2 separate regions of the Homo sapiens genome follow, and region 1 is linked to region 2. Evidence: chromatin loops called from intact Hi-C (ENCODE). Cell type or tissue: heart left ventricle. All regions are shown on one strand.

Region 1 (8,000 bases), 79 kb before region 2:
TGATGGAAAAATTCAAAAAACATAAGCATTATAAACCACATAGTTGTTTTTGGAGCAAAGGAATTATTTTCACTGAAACATTCAGGAAGCAACAACAAACACATCCATCCTGGATCACTAAAAAACTAAACTGAAAATCTACATGCCAATTAGGTAAACAAAGAAAAACAAGTCAAACATGATAAAACATTTATCCACCACATAAATTGCTTAGTAGGCACAGAAAGATACAGAAGGTATAGAAAGCTTTAGATTTAGTTCATGTATTACATTTCGTTAGAATCTACAGTCTAAGATGATATATACTTTCTCTATTTTCATGAAAATGAAACAAAGCACATTTATTTTTAATTAATGGGCTAAGATACAACCAACAGGCCATGAAGTAATTTTGTTGTTTATAGAACAAGTCCCACTACAAATCTGCAATTTACTTGTAAAACATGATTCAGAACCAAAATGCAGAGCAAAACAAAATTTTATCTTGTCCTCTCTTCATGTCACCTGGAGGGGTTCTTCTGAGAGTAAAAAGCCAGAATCTCTATTTTCTAACTAATATTACAGGACTCAACCTTACCACTGAAAGCAAGGATTACTATTATTGACCAACAGAACACTCAAGTTAGGCTTCCAGATAATTAAGGGTTTTGTTTTGTTGATTCGTTGTTTAGGAATGCAATCAAATCCAGATTGTCTATAGCCATGTCTGAATTCCACCCTGAATTTTAATCCCCTCTCTGCCAACCAGCATGCTCTGGACCACTAGACCTCACACCTAAGTTAGAGTAAGCAGGTTTATGAGTGTCTTACTATTTGGTGTAATCAAGCAAATCAGAAAGATAAGTCAGAGGAAAAAAATCATATTTTCTAATAATACATACAAATGATTTTCAGGAAATCAATGATATACCTCTCATTCATTAGCAAGGATGACCTGGACATGACCATTCTGTTGAACTATATTGCACAGTTTTTCATCACTGAGTTATTCTGCATTAGTGATGAGGTAAGAACAGCAGAATACATAAGAAAAAATTGTTCCTTATGGCATTGAATTTATCAATATATGAAAGTGGGTTTCTAGAGTTTACAGAGGAAAACAAGAATGACAGGGAAAATGCTGAATACAGTCCTCTGTAGTGGGGGAAAAAAGTGTAATTTCCTTCCTTGATCAATTACACTAGTCAGTTAACTAATATCTTGGTTCTAATTTAAGAGCTGGACCTATTCACCCTCTGAATCACAAGACAGAAGTGACTACCTAATATTAAAAAGAAAAAAAAATTCTTAAAATTTTAAATGCACATAATACTCTGAAATCAAGAAAAAATACAAAAAAGTAGAAGTCACTTTAGTTTTTTTTTACTGCTTTTAAAATAATATAGAAATTTTGAAAAACATTGGTCTGTATAAAGAAACACAAATCACTAGCAATACTACCAAATAGAGATTAACTATTGACATGTTGATGTACGTATTTCATTATTTCTTTTAACAAGGCTTTGTGGGCAAGAGTTGTAAATCCAGAATCAAACTACTTCTCATCATTGGTCTAAGCTACCATCATCTCTTGACAGGGTTATTACAATCACCTCTTATCTCCATGATTCCATAACAGCTCCTCTCCAATCTATTCTACACCAAACCACTAAAAAGATCTTTTAAAATATCAGTCATATTTCATCCCTCTGCTCAAAACCCTACAATGGCTTCTCATCTCATCAATGTGTGAGTCCAAAGTGCTTACAAAAGGTCCTACAAGGTCCTCCATTTTCACCCCTAACCTCCACTTCTCTCACCCTGTTTCCCATACATTCTCCTCCCTGGTTTAACTGTGCTGGTTAAGCTGACCTCCTTACTCTTGCTGGAATACACACAGTTCCCTCCACAAGGAATACTCTTACCCCAGATGTAAACATTGCTCTCTTCCTCCCTAACTTTCTTCAGGTCTTTATTCAAATATTTTTCAGACACTTCCCTGACCTATGGTATATAAAACGGCATTCTCTCCCTTTCCCTCCCTTGGTGCACCTTATCACCCTACTCTGTTATATTTTTCTCCAATTATCACCAACTGACAAATTATTTGTTCACTGTTCTCTCTCTACTAACTAGAATGTAAGTTCCATGAAGGCAAAGAAATGACCTGTTTTGTTTTTTCCTCACTCAGTGCTCTATCTCTTGGTTCCAAAACAATTCCTGGGATACAGTAGGTACTAAGTATTTGTGAGTGAATGGCTGAGTAATTAGGATCAAAGTATATCTAAAATTTACACTCAACTTTTGTCATTTACTATTAGCATTCCTAATTATTGCATAGCATTCCATTATAGACATATACTATGTAGTACATTGAATCAATTTTCTATTTTATTATGTTTAAAATTTTTACTTATTTATTTATTTTGAGACGAAGTCTTGCTCTGCTGCCCAGGCTGAAGTGTAGTGGCATGATCTTGGCTCACTGCAACCTCCGCTTCCTGGGCGCAACTGATTCTCATGCCTTGGACTCCCCAATAGCTGGGACTACAGGCATGTGCCACCACGCCCAGCTAATTTTTGTATTTTTAGTACACACAGGGTTTTGCCATGTTGGCCAGGCTGGTCTCGAACTCCTGACCTCAGGTGATCCACCTGCCTCGGCCTCCCAAAGTGCTGGGATTACAGGCATGAGCCACCATGCCTGGACAATTTTCTATTTTAACTATTTAGGTTGTTTCTACATTTACTGTATCATAAATATCCTTGTATACACAGAATATCTTTGAAATACATGTCTTCCTGCACAGCTCTGATAATTTCTCTAGGATAAATTATTTTAAGTACAATTGTTGGATCAAAAAGTATTTAGATCATGAATGCTTTTATTTATTTATTTACTTACTTATTTTTTTTGAGATGGAGTCTCATTCTGTCGCCCAGGCTGGAGTCAGTGGCACGATCTCAGCTCACTGCAACCTCCGCCTCCTGGGTCCAAGCAATTCTCCTGCCTCAGCCTCCTGAGTAGCGTGGGACTACAGGCTCGTGCCACCGCGCCCAGCTAATTTTTGTATTTTTAGTAGAGACAGGGTCTCACCATATTGGCCAGGCTGGTCTTGAACTCCTGACCTTGTGATCTGCCTGCCTTGGCCTCCCAAAGTGCTGGGATTACAGGCATAAGCCACTGTGCCCAGCACTCTGAATGCTTTTAATACATTTTCTAAACTGCTCTAGAGGCTGGGCGAGGTGGCTCACACCTGTAATCCCAGCACTTTGGGATGCTGAGCCGGGCGGATCACTTGAGGTCAGGAGTTCAAAACCAGCCTGGCCAACATGGCGAAACTGTCTCTACTAAAAATACGCCACTGCATTCCAGCCTGGGTGACACAGCAAGACTCCATCTCAAAAAAATATAAAAATAAATTTAAAAATAAGTTGCTTTAGAGAATAGCTAGTAATATAAGCTTACATTTCTCCTCACTAACAATGCATATGTGAGTCCTTTTTTGACAAAACACAAAAAGTTGATTTTTTTCCCCCTGAAACTAAACAGGAATACCTGGTCACCATATATTTTTTGTTTGTTGAAAAATTTTTTGGCCGGGTGCGGTGGCTCACACCTGTAATCCTAGCACTTTGGGAGGCTGAGAGGGGCAGATCACGAGGTCAGGAGATTGAGATCATCCTGGCTAACACGGTGAAACCTCATCTGTACTAAAAATACAAAAAAATTAGCCAGGTGTGGTGGCGGGTGCCTGTAGTCCCAGCTACTCGGGAGGCTGAGGCAGAAGAATGGCATGAACCCGGGAGGCGGAGGTTGCAGTGAGCCAAGATTGCACCACTGCACTCCAGGCTGGGCAACAGAGCAAGACTGAGTCTCAAAAAATAAATAAATAAATAATAGGAAAGTTAGAGGAAAATATAAATTTTATTAGTTAATGGACAGTGGTTGTTTCCAAGCACCCTGTCCCATGGTGGCATTATCATTTTTAAAAGCTTTACCAATCTGGTAGATTTTAAAAGGTACTTCATTTTTTTTTAACGGTACCTTATTATTTTCCATTTCTTTGTTTACTAATGAGTTTGAGGATGCTTTCCCACATTTATCAGTAGATTTTAAAAGGCACTTCATTTTTTTTAATGGTACCTTATTGTTTTATTATCCATTTCTTTGTTTACTAATGAGATTGATGATGCTTTCCCACATTTATTGGTTGATTTTGTTTTCCATGACAAACTGCCCTATTCATGACTGCTCCTTTTCCTATTCAGGCATTCATTTCTTATTGACTTATAAGTGCTCTTCATACATTAAAGGTGTTAAATTTTTATCACATGGCATAAATATTCCTTCATATTTGACATTTGCCTTTCAATTTTGTTGATGGTATTTGATACATAATTTTTTGTGCAACTAAAACACTTTATTTATTTATTTATTTATTTATAGCAAAGAGGTCTCACTTTATTGCTCAGGCTGGTCTTGAACTCCTAGGCTCAAGCCATCCTCCTTTCTCAGCCTCCTAAAGTGCTGGGATTACAGGCACGAGCCACTGTGCCGGATTCAATCACTTTTTGTGTGTTATTATTTGTTTAATTTTGCATTTAGAAGAGCACTTCTATATACAACCAACATGCTATCAAGTTAGAAACCAATGGTGGTTTTGTGGTTTCTAACTGAGTAGAAGTCTGGGTATTTTTTCTTCTTTTTGCTTGTATATTTCTTTTCTCTAACAACTATATAAGCTTATCTAAGAATAAATATTTTCTTAAACATTAAAAATAGAAAATAATTTCTCCACTACTTGATTATATATTTACACACACACATTTCCTTATGTTTTTATTCTATTTTAAAATGTTTTCATTATTTTAACCATCTGAAATCTTAGCTCATGGCATGAAGTACAACTCTAGTTTTATATTCTTGTGATAATTTTAAGTCAATATTCTTACCACTTTTGTTTACTAATTCATTCTCCTAATGAATTGAAATGGCTTCACTATCATACATTAATCTGTATTATTTTAGGACTCTACCTTGTTCCATTCTTAGTCAATATCATATGGTTTTAATCATTGCAGATTTATAAAAATCTTCTAATATATGGTGGTGCAATTCCAACTTCATAATGCTACTCCTTCAAAAATTTTCTTTTAAACTTATTCTACAACAATTTCAGACCAATTTTGTTAAATTTCCCTATTTCATCCCACTTCTGAATCAAAAATGTTAATTAGATTTTGATTAGAATTGCATCAAATTCATAGATTTGGGAAGAATTAATATAAGACTGAGTCCTGCTTATTAGAAACATGTTTAATCTCTGTACTTATTCAACTCTCTTTATGTTATCCTGTAAGGTTTTTAAAAAATAATTTGTACTTGTTTTATCGTTTCTAAATACTTAAGAGATTTTTTTTCTCCATTGTAGTTTCCAACTAGGTATTCCTTGAATATTGAGAAAGTACTGACTTCAGTACATTTAGACGTAACTAACCACATAATTTTAGTTCAAATAGGCTTTCAGGTAATTTTCCTAGATTTTCTGGTAGATCACTTGTGCATAATAGTAATGCTGTCTTCTCTTTTGAAATGACTGCCCAACCATGTAGTGTTTCTGGTCCTGACACCAGAAGGAAGGCCTTTTATTATTCCAGGAAGAAGAAATATTTTCCAGATGAAGGTCTCCCATCTTGCCAGGCTTCTACTTGTACCTGCTTATCCTTGTTTCCGAGAAGTAGAGGAGATTTAGTCAGATTTATTCAGCATCTCTTCCACTCACGACCCAGGCAGTTTGCTCTTTCATGCGAGAATTTATGGGTTGGTTCTCTATACCTCCATCAACTCGGTTCCTTTCATATTGTCTCTAGCATAAATGCCTACAATTACGAAAAGTCCAGCAGGAAATATTTTCATATTTTTATTTGTATTACTTTTGGATCAGCATCATTTCCATCTATTTTTTTAACAATGTGTGTGCTACATCTCTCTCTTTCTGATATTCTTGCTGTTTGTACAATACATTTTATCTCCTGACCTGTCTTCCTTTTGTCTTATTTTGTCATTTTGATTTATTTTTGTAGTGTCTAATTTGCTATTCACTGCATCCAGAGATTTTAATTTGGCAACTGTATTTTCATGCCTTCAGAATCCTGTCAGATTGCTTCCTTTTTATTACTGATATCCAGCTTCCCCAGGTTTAATGACTAAACCTTTTTGAGAACACAAATCTCAACAGATTGCTAGTTGAGCTATCCAGCAATCTGAACAGGGTTTGAGGCAGGAGGGTTGGTAGCTGGGAACTTAGTGACTAGGCCACCTATGTGGACAGGTTTCTTCTAGGGAGGTGCTATAAGCAAACTCTAGATCTATAAACAGTGTTCACAAATGCTTCTGGTCAAAGAGCCAAGAGAGGGATTTAAACACTGTGCTTTGTAGGAACATGCATTAAGTTTACTGTCCCTCCCAACTTAAGAGTCCTCTCTCAGAAAGATTCTCCTTCAGGGGCTCCTCCTCAATTACTTCTTTCATTCCAGGACCATAAGCAATGCTGCCTAACAAAGATTATTCTGGGTTTTCTGGCATGAGTGGCATTAAGCTCTAGCTTCTAATACACATGCAGTGTTTTTCCCATTCATCTATGTATCTAGTGGTCTTTTTAATGGAAATTTAGATGGGTGAAGATAGGAAACTTTTTTTTCTGCTATTTTGCCCAATACTGTTGTCTGTATTCTTATCACTATACATCACGTTGATGCTTACTACTTTGTTTCAAGAGACAGGGTCTGGCTTGTTGCCCAGGTTGGATCACAGTGACATGATCATAGCTCACTGCAGCCATGAAGTCTGGGCTTAAGCGAACCGCCTGACACAGCCTCCTGAGTATCTAGGACTACAGGCGTGCACTACCACATGCAGCTAATTTTTTGCTGCTGTTGTAAAGACAGGGTCTTGCCCAGGCTGACCCATGTTGCCCAGGCTGGTCTCAAACTACTGACCTCAAATAATCCTCCCACTTCAGCCTCCCAAAGTGCTCAGATTACAGGTGTGAGTCACTGTACACAGCCCTCTCACTACTTTTAATTAATCCATGCTTCTAGGTAATGGTTTCCAATCTCCATTTTACCAATTCAAAGAGACTTGACAACATGCCATCCTTCCCACCCCAATCATTGCACTTCAGGAAACAAATGCCACAATAAGAACACCTATCTCTTTCTGGGAAATCTTTTACCAGGTTAGGTATAATGATGGACTAGTAGGACTCCAAATGGTCAGAGTTAATAGACCCAGGTATCTCTGTGTCTTAATTTTTGAAGGTAAGATAACAAGAATAACAGTGCCATTAAAAGACTGCTATGAAAGACTAAACAGTGAGTGCCAACTTCTCTGAGATGAAGCAAAGGGGTCTCTCCAAAAGACAGATGAGCACAAGACCTGCACCTACTTGTTCTACAACCACAGAGCTTCAGGGGCAGAGAATCAGCCTCATTCATGTTTGCATTCCAAGAACCACAATGGGCACAAAGAATCTAATCATTTACATCTTGCAGAACTAAACTGTCCACATGGCTGGTAGGCAGAGTTACTTGCAACGAGGGCTCACCCTCATATTCTCTCACCAAAAAGCTCTCATTATAGAGACGTTTACTAGGAACCAAGGCAGCTTTTCCACTCAGGAGTCCCTTCTGAGTGAGGGGTTAATGGTAACCTACTTTGGTTTTATATTATTCACACATAAATAATTTGGCCGTTTGCTAATCATGTCTATAAAAGCAGCTCTTCAGTTGCTTGTTGCTTGTTGCCCACATGAAATATAGAGTCTGTGAATCCTCATGCACTGCTCAAAGCAGTAAAAACTATCTAGTCATCCTACAGAGCAATCTGGCAATACCTGGTGAACTTAATAATGGACATCCAACAACAGATCAATCACATTCTTGATTATATACCTCTATAAAATAAAATGAAGATTATCACTGCAACATTATTAATGGCACATGGAGTTGAATACACC
Region 2 (8,000 bases):
GTATACACATATATACATACACACACACACACACACACACACACACACACACCCTGGAATACTACTCAGCCATAAAAAAGAACAAAATAATGGCAGTGGCAGCAACCTGGATGGAATTGGAGACCATTATTCTAAGTGAAGTAACTCAGGAATGGAAAACCTGAGAACTTACAAGTTTTCACTTCTAAGTGGGAGCTAAGCTATGAGGATGCATAGGCATAAGAATGATAAAATGGACTTTGGGGACACAGGGGGAAGGGTGGGAGGGGGGTGAGGGGTACACATGGGGTACAGCGTACACTGCTTGGCGATGGGTGCACCAAAAATCTCAGAAATCACCACTAAAGAACTTATCTGTGTAACCAACCACCACCTGTTCCCTGAAAACCTATGAAATAAAAATTTAAAAAAAAAAACAGTCTAGGAATACTGCTGCAGAAACAGTTTTTCAAATGAAGTAGAGAACTGGCATTAGAAGATATTTTCTACTGTTTCTCCAATGCCTTAACTCTTCTTTCACACAAACCTCCACAATTAAAAAACTACTTCATACTCAAATAAAATCTACAAATATTGTAGCACGCCTAGAAAGAAGGCAGTTTTTCAGCATTTGAAATATTCAACTAATTATTCCAAAATATTTAAGAATTGAAGCAGGATGTGATGGCTCATGCCTGCAATCACAGCACTTTGGGAGGCTGAGGCGGGAGGATCACCTGAGCCCAGGAGTTTGCAATCATCCTGGGCAACACAGGGAAACTGTCTCCAAAAAATAATTTTAAAAATTAGCCGGATGTGGTGGCATGCCCCTGTGGTCCCAGTTACTCAGGAGGCTTAGGTGGGAGGATCGTTTGAGCCCGGGAGGTCAAGTCTGCAGTGAGCCATGATCATGCCACTGCACTCCAGCCTAAGTAACGGAGTGAGACCCCATCTCAAAAACAAACAAACACAAAAATATTTAAGAGTGGTACCATGGCATCTTCCCTTGCGATAACAAAACTGAATCTACTTTGAAAATTAAGAGGGGACCCTAACTTTAAACAATAAAAGTGCTCCTGTCAATGTGGGTGAAAGTATAAATGTACTGGGAAAATTAAAATCTTTATTTTTAAATGGAATATTTCTATCATCTTTTATATTATTTAGCACACACATGATACTATGCTTCAGGCATTATTTTAAGTACTTTTCAAATATGAGCTCATTAAAAACCCTCTGAGGTTGATGCTATCACTTCCCCCATTTTACACATAAGAAAACTAAGGCACCAGGAAAGAAAGTGATTTTCCCAAGTGGTAAAGATGAGATTCAGCTCCAGGCAGTCTGGGTCCCAAATCCATGTTCTTAACCACAATGTTGCTTACTCTCAGAAAGTAACATGCTCATGAAAGCCCAGTGTTTGACGCATAGTTAAGCATTTAATAAAAATCTGTTCAACAAATAAAAGAAAAAATGGAGATGGCAAAAAGCAGAAAACCCATTACTCACTGTCTCAACATATCATTATGAGTATAGTGGTATACTTTCTGTCAGTGTTTTTTCTTGTTCACAGAGGGATTTGTTTTCCTTTAACACTCAGCATATGCAATTTTGAGAAAATAAAAAACCTTAAGATACTAGCCTCTTAGCATTTTTAGAATAACAGTTAAAAACTGAACACTTGTATATATGCATGACATATATTCTAATTTCACCTCACAACCCCATAAAGTAAGTACAAGTATTATCCTTATTTTACAAATGAGGAAACTGAAGCACAGTTAAGAAACTAACATAAAGTCACATGGCCAGGAAGTGGCTGAGCTGGTAAATTCAAATCCAGGCAGTGTGACTTCTGAACTAGAATTCTTGACTATTCTTGGAGGGCAGGTTATGAGCTACTTGAAAGACAGTAATCGTGGTTTTTTTGTTTTGTTTTGTTTTTTGGTGTGTGTGTGTGTTTTTTTTTTTTTTAGACAGAGTTTCGCTCTTTTTGCCCAGGCTGGAGTGCAATGGCACGATCTTGGCTCACCATGATCTCGGCTCACTGGAACCTCTGCCTCCCAGGTTCAAGTTATTCTCCTGCCTCAGCCTCCTGAGTAGCTCCTCAGCCTCCCAAGTGATTCTCCTACCTCAGCCTCCCGGGATTACAGGCATGCGCCACCACGCCCAGCTAATTTTGTATTTTTAGTACAGATGGGCTTTCTCCATGTGGGTCAGGCTGGTCTCGAACTCTCGACCTCAGGTGATCTGCCTGCCTTGGCCTCCCAAAATGCTGGGATTACAGGTGTGAGCCATCGCACCCGTCTGTGATCATGTTTTTACAAAGTGGTATGATTTGTTTGGCTTGGCCTAAAATGAGGATGTTACCTTACAGATTTATTTTGTTTTACACTAACTCTGACTTAAACAATGAAAATTTTTAATATCTTCAGCTTTCTTGAACAAGCTAAATAAATCTTCATGTCTTAAATTTTATAAGGGTAAAGTACCTTATTGAAATCTTTCATTCAACAAATATTTGAATATCCACTACTTGTTAGGAACTGTGCTAATAAGATACAGTCTTTGCACTCAATGCATTGGCTCTTTCCACTCAGCATATAAATATGCTCAGATTTCTCACAACTAATAAATACAACACACTGGTCCATAAACCTGGATAATAGCTTTGTCGACTATTCGGAGGTAGAAATAAGAATGGAATCCTGCAATTACCTGCCCCCTATCCTACAAAGTAGATACACCTGTTATTTTTCTTGTAGTTCCTGAAGAGTGACTGACACTTAAATAATTACTAGATAGGTGCTATTTGCCTGCCTCATGCCATACTACCACCTCTTATCAGCTGGCAATGAAAGCCTACCTATTTTTAATGCAAAGGGGTTGAAATTAAAATGTTTTACTAAAACTTTGGTTTACCAGGCTACATGTTGTAATTATTTTTAAAATTCTAAAATTGTTATTTTGGGTTTGACTTTAATAACCAGATGATAAATGTGAATGTCTAAGACCACATGTGAAAGAAATAGTTAAAAAAAAAAAAAGGTGGGGCAAATTCACGGCAGATGGTAAGGCCAACCCTGCTTGATTTACAACCCTGCTTGTAAATGGAAACATTTGATTGTATGCAGTCTGAAGTTAAATCCTATTGATTGTGAAAAGGTAGCAGAGAGCCAAAAATTAAAAAGTCGAGGGCAGCAGAAACACTCCTCATCAGTTCACTGAGTGGCTTAATTGATAGCCAATGACTACAGGCACAATTAACAACCCAAGACCTAATAATGGAAAGGAAGTAAGAACAGAAACAACCTCCGAAACTAATGTTAACATATGGAGAAACTTCTACTGGTTGATAATTACTAGTGTGTACATAAAGCCTTGACAAGTTTCTTGACGCACACATGCTTACATCGGTGTTTAAATATAGCTGACACATATTTGAGTTCATAGTTTCTCATGTCCACATTCTCTAATAAGCTTCATTAGTACTTCATACCTTTTTTTTTAAATACAGTCTTGCGATGTCACCTAGGCTAGAGAGCAGTGGTGCGATCATAGCTCACTGCAGCCTTGAACTTCTGGACTCAAGTAATCCTCCTGCCTCAGCCACTTAAGTAGCTAAAACAGGCATGGGCCAGCACACCCAGCTAATACTTTTTTACTTTTTGTAAAGATGGGGGTTGGGGGTGGGTCTCACTACCCAGGCTGGTCTCAAATTCCTGGCCTCAAGTGATCCTCCCGCCTCATCCTCCAAAAGAGCTGAGATTACAGGCATGAGCCACCACACCCAGCCCCTAGTACTTTATATCTTTATCAGGTATGTGGCCTTCTACTGCTATTCTCTTTTTAAGTCTGTAATTTGTCTTATAAATTTATGGAGGGAGTGATGTTAACCCCAAACATAACTTGGTATCTTGCAAATAATAGGTATTAAGTGTTTATTAATGATATGAAATCCACCCTATAACCACACCTCAGCCCTTATCATTATGTGGAACTGCTCCTCCTTATCTCTCTGACTGGAATGCCCCATGGGCCAGTCCTTAAATTTCTTCTCTTCTCTAGCTACCCTCACTCCTCAGGTGATCTAATCTATACTGACAAGTCCCAAATGTAACCTGGACCATTCTTCTCTGAACTCTAGATTCCCATGTTCAACTGCTGACTTAATATCTCTATTACTTAGCATGTCTATTAGACATCTCAAAAACTTAACCAGTCTAGAACAGAACTCCTAAACTCTCCCCAAAAACCTGCTCTGCACCGTCCTCAAGTCTTCCTCATTTCTATTAATGACAACTCTATCCTTCCAGTTGCTCAAGTCAAAAACCTTGGAGTGATCCATTACTCTTTTCTTTTCACATTCTACAACCAATCCATCAGTAAATCTATCTGTATCAAAACATATCCAGTTAGAGTCACAGACAATCAGTATATTTATATTTTTATATACAGAAATACAGATTTTTACATAATTGTACATGGATACGTGGATTAGTATACATACATGCATTTCCTAGTTCTTTCCACTGAGAAAGTCTAGGAGCAATGATACTCCACAGCAATGAGCACACTTAGCATCCAGATCTTGGCTTCAAAATATCATCCTCCAATGAAAGGAACCAAGGTTCCTTAGAGAAATAATTGATTCTAGGGCTGAGGTAGGAAAAAAAAACAAGATGAACCTGAAGCATGTGGTAGTGTCAGAGAATAAAGAAGTGTGCATGTACATACGCATAAAAAAAGGATAGAAATATGCCAAAAAGACACAGAAGTAGACCTAAAAGAGATCCCAAGGGCCAAAACTGGAATAATTTGAGCAACAAAATAATGATAGCATTTAATTCTAACACTAAGAATAAAATAAATATCTATGAATTTGAACTGAGATAAATGATTAGATAGAAGGGAAAACCTTCCTTATAGAAGAATTCTAATTAATAAATGTAGAAAGAATGAGGAAAATTTAAAAAAGTACCTTCAGAAGCCACAGCAATAATTGCTGCAGGCAAGATCCACTAATGAATGCTAAAATTAGTGGGCAGAAACAGGATACTGGCAAAGCCTCAAAGTAGCTCTCTCAAAATATTTACCAATTACTGTGGTGGTTTTAATATATGTCCACAAATTCTTTTATACTTCTCCCTCCAGGAAGTGGAGTTTAATTTCCATCCCTTTAAGTGTGGGCTACACTTAGCAACCTGTTTCTAGTGCACGGACTATGGGAAAGGAAAAATAGTAACTTTACAGTGGACAAACCTAGCAGAAACCACCGTAACAGAGTGCTCACAAGTGATAAATTATTTGATATCATGCACCTCCTGTATGAAATAATAGGGGCACTTCACCTTTGCAGTACTCTCCCCCAAAATCCATAACCCCAATCTAATCATGAGAAAACATCAGACAAACCTAAACTGAAGAACATTCTACAAAATACTTGTGTCAAGGTTATAAAAGATAAGAAAAGACCAAGAAACTGCCACACATTGGGAGAGACAAAGAAGACAACTAAAGCAATGCAATATCAAGGTTTGGATAACAGAATGGAAAAAGAATACTAGAAAAACTGGTAAAATATTAAAGCAGTTTGAAGCTTGGTTGAAGCATCGTACCAATACTAATTTCTTAGCTTGATAAATGCACCATGGTTATGTAGGATGTTAACATTAGAGGAACCCAGGTGAAGAGTATATAGCAGCAGTTTTTCTGTTTGTTTCTTTGAGACAGGGTCTTACTCTGTTGCCCAGACTGGGGTGCAGTGGTGCAATCATGGCTCACTACAGCCTCTACCATCCAGGCTCAAGTGATCCTCTGACCTCAGCCTCCTAAGTAGCTAGGCCCACAGGCACATGCCACCACACCCGGCTAATTTATTATAGTTTTTAGAGATGAGGCCTCCCTATGTCGCCTAGGCTGGTCTTAAACTCCTGGGCTCAGACGATCTTCCCACTTCAGCCTCCCATAGTACTGGGATTACAGGAATAAGCCACCACACCCAGCCTGCATTTTCTTTCTTTTCTTTCTTTCCTTCCTTCCTTCTTTCTCTTTCCTTCCTTTCCTTCTGTCTTTCCTTCCTTCTTTCCTTCTTTTTTTTTTTTTTTTTTTTGAGACAGGGTCTTGCTCTGTCACCCAGGCTGGAGTGCAGTGGCACAATCACAGTTCACTGCAGATTGAACCTCCCAGGCTCAAGTGATCCTCCCACCTCAGCCTCCTGAGTAGGTGGGACTACAGGTGTGCACCACCATGCCTAGCTAATTTTTTGTATTTTTTTTTTTTTTTTGTAAGCGACGGGGTTTCACCATTTTGCCCAGGCTGATCTTAATGTCCTGACCTCAACCCACCTTGGCCTCCCAAAGTGCTGGGACTACAGGTATGACCCACTATGCCAGGCCCAATTACTGTATTTTCTATCTTATCCTCTGACTTGAAACGAACATGGTTTGGACAAGAAAGAATGGGCTTTGAATCCTGGTTCCATCACTTGACAGGGTGTGTCTGAATATGTTATTTAACCTTTCTAATCCTCAGTTTCTTCATCTGAAGGAGAACAAAGGAAATAATATAAGGTAAATAACAAAATTGTTGAGTTAGTGTTAGGATCAGAATTAGGTATTAAAGTGTCTAGCACATAGGAGGTACTCCACAAATAGAAGCTAGTATTATTTGCTCTTCATTTGCTCTACAGCTTCACACTGACTTCTAGCATTTCATGCTCCTCATTTTCTCCCAACTGGATCACCTCCTTACAGGCTTCCAGCTCATAATCCAGGAGGACTCCATAGTTCTTCAGTAGAGCTACAATACTCAATATCATTAATTCCCTCAACCAACTGTCCTTCAGATATCTCTACCAAACAGATATCTACAAAGCAGCAGATAACAGCCTGGGCAGAATTTAAACCCAAGCTGTTCATCTTACAAACAAGGAGAGTAACAGTAACAATACATAACTCATAAGGTTCTTGAGAGTATTAAATAGTTTCTTCAGATAGTCTGATCACTCACTGCTGGAGAAAAATCAACCACGAAAATTGGTACTGCTACAAATGTGAGGTCTACAATCTGAAATAAACAGGTCCTCAATGCTAACTAACAATCCTTCTTCAGTTTCCTAGTCATGTAACTAACAATCCTTCTTCAGTTTCCTAGTCATGTGTCTGTTTACCTCTCTCTCCCTTACCTCCACCCCATCCACTGTTAGCCATTCCCTTGGAAGCCGTTTACAAAGAGTATGTATAAACTACAGACTATCTTTTTTTCCATTCCTTTCACAGGGGTGGATTAATTTTACCTGGCTTTTTTGTTTGTGTGTGTGTTTTTTAAGAGATAGGGTCTCATTATGTTGCCCAGGCTGGCCTTCAACTTCTGGGTTCAAGCGATCCTCCTGCCCCAGCCTACTGAGTAGATGGGACTACAGGCACATGCCACAGCACTTGGCCTCACATACATTGTTTAAAAACTCCTATTCTACCACGTTCCCTTCACTCTTAGCAGATGATCAAAAATTACACAAGACATGTCATCAACTCTTCCTTCCTGCCCTGTCAGTTACAAACTTATTTACATTGCCATCCATCTCCTTCCTTTCTGCTCACTGGAAAAGTGAGACTACCTTCTACTTAAGACCAACTTCTCTGCCTACGCCCTGGATCCCATTCCTTATTACCTTCAAATCCTTGTCTCCATCCACCAGCCAGTCTCCCACGCCCACCAAACACACACATATACACTCTTCTTCAGTTTCTCCTCTCCAGTGGCTCTTTCCAGGCTCACATTAAGAATGTCCAAGATTCTCTAAATCCCAAGTATCTCCCCCTGCTTAAAGACTCCTTCAGAGTCCTTTGTTGAAAACATTGTACCCCTCTCAATTAGCTACACTTACAGTTGTCATTCACTTTTCAACACCCACCCCCATGCATTACAATGTAGCTAAGTGCTCTAGCTGAAGTTATAAAAGACATCCTAATCACCAAGTCTCAGAGACTTCATTAGGTCTTTATCTTACTTTTCCTTTT

The links. Peaks named below come from ENCODE experiments on the same cell type or tissue, not always from the same donor. Only the 100,000 strongest peaks of a DNase experiment are listed, where the experiment ranks them.
Region 1: it touches region 2 in a loop (2.6-fold over the local background); 3 of 110 quality-filtered maps call a loop at or near these places.

What each region holds. Positions count from the first base shown.
Region 1 is chr15:77,328,741-77,336,740 of GRCh38, forward strand. All of the region lies in intron 2 of PEAK1 (pseudopodium enriched atypical kinase 1), which reads right to left. Among named protein-coding and RNA genes, the nearest start is that of PEAK1, 87 kb to the right of the region's middle. In heart left ventricle, no CTCF peak of the experiment used is centred here; no DNase peak of the experiment used is centred here.
Region 2 is chr15:77,408,137-77,416,136 of GRCh38, forward strand. The region is part of intron 1 of PEAK1 (pseudopodium enriched atypical kinase 1); the gene reads right to left. Among named protein-coding and RNA genes, the nearest start is that of PEAK1, 8.0 kb to the right of the region's middle. RefSeq lists an enhancer at 7,530-8,000. In heart left ventricle, no CTCF peak of the experiment used is centred here; no DNase peak of the experiment used is centred here; H3K27ac peaks cover 331 bases.